Regions from separate parts of the Homo sapiens genome. Here region 2 is linked to region 1. Evidence: chromatin loops called from intact Hi-C (ENCODE). Cell type or tissue: dorsolateral prefrontal cortex. All regions are shown on one strand.

Region 1 (2,500 bases):
TTAGATGAAATAAAGGCTGCTGACATGAAGTGCTCATGAACCTTCCCGGGTGGATCTGAGCTCCCTGCAACACCAGGAATTTCATTCTCTAAGCTACATCTCAATAGTGCCCTCGGCATAAAAGAAGCACTCAAATGGAAGGATATAGAATAGTCGGAGGACTATGATAAGAGTATTTACTTCTGGGTAAGGGGAGGGGCTGGATGCTGTGACAGCTCCAGCCCATCTTCAGGGAGCTTGTGGCATTTAAGTGAAGCAAAATCATTGATCCCACTACTGAACAGCATCAATGATTTTAAACTTAGAACTGGGCCTGAATTCCAAAGCCAAGGCTTCCCCGGAGACAAAGTCCTTCTGGAAGTATAGCCTCACTTTGAGGCAAAGGGGAATGGCTTTCTTAAGGTGAGAGGCTGGATGCAGCTTTCTTTACTCAATAGCTTTGTGACCTGTGGCCGGGCGCAGTGGCTCACGCCTGTAATTCCAGCACTTTGGGAGGCCGAGGCAGGCGGATCACTTGAAGGCAGGAAGTCGAGACCAGGCTGACCAACATGGTGAAATGCCGTCTCCACTAAAAACACAAAAATTGGCCGCTTGTGGTGGCGCATGCCTGTAATCCCACATACTCTGGAAGCTAAGGCATGTGAATCGCTTGAACCCAGGAGGCTGAGGTTGCAGTGAGCTGAGATCGCCCCACTGCACTCCAGCCTGGGTGACAGAGCAAGATTCCCTCTCAAAAAACAACAAAAAAAGGCCTGGCATGGTGGCTCACACCTGTAATCCCAGCACTTTGGGAGGCCGAGGCAAGTGGATCACCTGAGGTCAGGAGTTCAAGACCAGCCTGACCAACATGGAGAAACCCCGTCTCTACTAAAAATACAAAATTAGCTGGGCATGGTCGTACATGCCTGTAATCTCAGCTACTCAGGAGGCTGAGCCGGGAGAATCACTTGAACCTAGGAGGCAGAGGTTGCGGTGAGCCGAGATCGTGCCATTGCACTCCCGCCTGGGTAACAAGAGAGAAACTCCGTCTCAAAAAAAACAAACAAACAAACAAACAAACGCTGTGTTACCTCAGGCCAGTTGCTTGAGTTATCTGAGTTTTCCATTTTCTCAGCTGTAAAATGGGGAAAATAATGGTTCTTATTTCCTGGATTTTTTTTTTCTTTTTTTTTTTTGAGACAGAGTTTCACTCTGTCACCCAGGCTGGAATGCAGTGGCACGATCTCGGCTCACTGCAGCCTCCACCCTCAGGGTTCAAATGATTCTCCTTCCTCAGCCTCCTGAGTAGCTGGGACTACAGGTGCCTGCCACCGCGCCCAGCTAATTTTTTGTATTTTTAGTAGAGATGGGGTTTCACCATCTTGGCCAAGCTGGTCTTGAACTGCTGACCTCGTGATCCACCCGCCTCGGCCTCCCAAAGTGCTGGGATTACAGGCGTGAGCCACCGCACCCGGCCTCTCCTAGATCTTTAATAGGATCACTAAGAGGATGAAATGAGTTAGGACGTGACAAGCACTTAGTTTTTCTTTGTTTTTGTTTTTTTATTTGTTCGGGTTTTTTTGGTTGTTTTGTTTTTGCCTTTGTTTTTGTTTTTGTTTTTTGGTTTTTTTTGAGATGGAGTCTTGCTCTGTCATCCAGAGTGCAGTAGCGTGATCTTGGCTCACTACAACCTCTGCCTCCTGGGTTCAAGTGATTCTCCTGCCTCAGCCTCCCAAGTAGCTGGGACTACAAGCGCCTGCCACCACGCCCGGCTAATTTTTTTATATTTTTAGTAGAGATGGCATTTCACCAAGTGATCCACCTGCCTCCCAAAGTGCTGGGATTACAGGCGTGAGCCACCGCACCCGGCACTTAATTGTTTTTGTTTTGGTTTGGTTCGGTTTTTTGAGACAGGATCTTTCTCTGTCACCCAGACTGGAGGGCAGTGGCACAATCACAGCTCACTGCAGCCTCCAACTCCTGAGCTCACGCAAGCTTCCCACCTCAGCCTCCTGAGTAGCTGGGACTATAGGCATGCACCACCATGCCCAGCTAATTTTTGTATTTTTTGTAGAGACAGGGGTCTCATTATGTTGCCCAGGCTGGTCTCAAACTCCTGGCCTCAAGTGATCCTCCCTCCTTAGCCTCCCAAAGCACTGAGATTACAGGCGTGAGCCACCATGCCCAGCCTCGCTTAGACATTTTTATTCAGGTGGTCCTCATGGTTTGGAGAAACTTTGACACACGAGCAAGTCTCTTGAGGATTACTATCCATACACAGTAGTCCACCCTGATATGCAGTTTCCTTTGCCATGGTTTCAGTTACCCTCAGTTACCTGAGTTCAGCTGCAGTCTGAAAATAGGTGAGCATAGTACAATAAGATATTTTAATTGAGAGACCATATTCATATAACTTTTATTATAACTGTCCTTTTTTAATTAGTTTATTATTATTAATACTTTTTTTTTTTTTTTTGAGACAGAGTCTCGCCCTGTCACCCAGGCTGAAGTGCAGTGGCGC
Region 2 (2,500 bases), 270 kb before region 1:
TAAAAAGTAGCACCATCTCACAACTGTCTCCTGTAACCTAACACACAGGAGATCGATAACACACACATTTATATTTGGTTCTAAGAACTAAGCTTCTCCTGCCATCCCTGAATGCAGGTTGGAATTTATAAAGGGGCATTAAGCAGGAGGGATGACACCTCATGCTCATCTTTTTACAAACACCCACCTCTGTGTGTGCTCTTTAGATATAGTTGTGCAAATGAAGATTCCACACAACGTTGGACAAATTGCCTTCTCTCACACCAGCTACATCAGTGATGAAAACTGGAAAAAGAAATTAAAGTTGGCCAGGCACGGTGGCTCACGTCTGTAATCCCAGCATTTTGAGAGGCCAAGGAGGGCGGATCACGAGGTCAGGATTTTGAGACCAGCCTGACCAACATGGTGAAACCCTGTCTCTACTAAAAAAAATACAAAAGTTAGCCAGGTGTGGTGGCACATCCTGTAATCCCAGCTACTCAGGAGGCTGAGGCAGGTGTATCACTTGAACCTGGGAGGTGGAGGTTGCAGTGAGCCAAGATCATGCCACTGCACTCCAGGTTGGGCAACAGAACAAGACTCTGTCTCAACAAAAAGAAAAAAAGAAATTAGAATTGTTGGGAGAATTAACCTAATGGACACAAAGTCCTTAACATGCTGCCTGGCCCATAGTGATGCCCAATAAATGTTAGTTTGCTCTTTTAATTTCATTACGCCATTTTTAGCCTGTTCTACTTGCCAACCTTGCAAGAGGTAAGAGGTCTCATGTTTCAAAAGCAAATCATGCTTATTCACATTTCCATACTCATACCTCCCTCTACGTGGAGCACCCTTCTTTCAAGATCCTTACAGATGAGGTCATCTCCTTCCACAAACCTGTCCTTTCCAACACCCCTAGACAGGGGCAGTCTCTCTCCGCCCATGTCCCTACAGTGCTGGGACCACACTTCTCATATAGTCCTCATTAAACCATAAGTAGTTGTCCGTATTTTTTTTCACTAATATATTGGGGTAAAATTGATATAAAATAAAACCACTTAAAATGTACAATTTAGGGTGGGCGCGGTGGCTCACATCTGTAATCCTAGCACTTTGGGAGGCCGAGGCCGGCAGATGACGACGTCAGGAGATCAAGACCATCTCTGGCTGACATGGTGAAACCCCAACTCTATTAAAAATACAAAAAATTAGCCGGATGTGGTGGCACGTGCCTGTAGTCCCAGCTACTCAGGAGGCTGAGACAGGACAATCGCTTGAATCCAGGAAGCAGAGATTGCAGTGAGCTGAGATCACGCTACTGCATTCCAGCCTGGGTGACAGAGTGAGACTCCATCTCAAAAAAAAAAAAAAAGTACAATTTAATGGCATTAAGTACATTCACAATGTTGTGCATGTATTACCGTTAATTCTAAGAATTTTCATCACTTCGAAAGGAAATTCCGTAGCCATTAAGCAGCCACTCCCCATTCCCACCTGCCCCCAGTTCTGGCAACCACAAATCTTTCTGTCTCTATGGATGTACCAATTTTTGATATTTCATGTAAATTGAATCATTCAATATGTAACCCTTAGTGTCTGGCTTCTTTCACCTAACATAGTATTTTCAAGGTTCATCCATGTCGTAGCATGTATCAGCACTTTGTTCCTTTTTATGGCTGAATACTATTCCATTGTATGGCTATGCCACATTTTTATTCATTTGTTGATAGACATTTGAGATGTCCACATCTTTTGGCTATTGTAAATAGGTCTGCTGTAAACATTCATGTATTTCTTTAATGGCTGTTTTCAGTTCTTTAGGGTATATACTTAGGAGTAGAATTGCTGGATCATAGGCTAATTCTATGATTAAATGTTTGAGGAAACTCCAAACTGTCTCCATAGTGGCTGCACTATTTTACATTCCCAGCAGTAGTGTGTGAGGGTTCCAATTCTCCATATCCTCACCAACACTTTTTTTCTTTTTTTATTATTATTATTATTATTATTATTATTATTATTATTGCCATCCTAGTGGATATGAAGTAGTTCCTCATTGTGGTTTTATTTTTGAGACAGAGTCTAACTCTGTTGCCCAGGCTGGAGTGCAGTAGTGCGATCTTGGCTCACTGCAACCTCTGCCTCCCAGGTTCAAGCCATTCTCCTGCCCCAGCCTCCCGAGTAGCTGGGACTACAGGTGCATGCCACCACAGCCGGCTAATGTTTGTTTGTTTGTTTGTTTGTTTTTAGTAAATATGGGGTTTCACTATGTTGGCTAGGTTGGTTTCGAACTCCTGACCTCGGCCTCCCAAAGTGCTGGGATTACAGGTGTGAGCCACCGTGCCCGGCCTCACTGTGATTTTGATTTACTTTTTGTCAGTGGCTAAAGATGTTGAGCATCTTTTCATGGGCTTGTTGGCCATTTGTATAACACTGGAACATGTTGGTTATTGAGCTTTATACCCTCTGTGCCCTCGAGGCTGTGAGCTCAATGACAGTGGAGGACGCCGCTCCTTCTCCT

The links. A loop is a pair of places that touch in the nucleus more often than their neighbours do. Peaks named below come from ENCODE experiments on the same cell type or tissue, not always from the same donor. Only the 100,000 strongest peaks of a DNase experiment are listed, where the experiment ranks them.
Region 2: it touches region 1 in a loop (5-fold over the local background); 8 of 110 quality-filtered maps call a loop at or near these places.

The regions. Positions count from the first base shown.
Region 1 is chr10:121,601,192-121,603,691 of GRCh38, forward strand. No RefSeq gene overlaps it. Among named protein-coding and RNA genes, the nearest start is that of FGFR2, 4.0 kb to the left of the region's middle. In dorsolateral prefrontal cortex, no CTCF peak of the experiment used is centred here; no DNase peak of the experiment used is centred here; H3K27ac peaks cover 584 bases.
Region 2 is chr10:121,326,273-121,328,772 of GRCh38, forward strand. No RefSeq gene overlaps it. Among named protein-coding and RNA genes, the nearest start is that of LINC01153, 150 kb to the left of the region's middle. In dorsolateral prefrontal cortex, no CTCF peak of the experiment used is centred here; no DNase peak of the experiment used is centred here.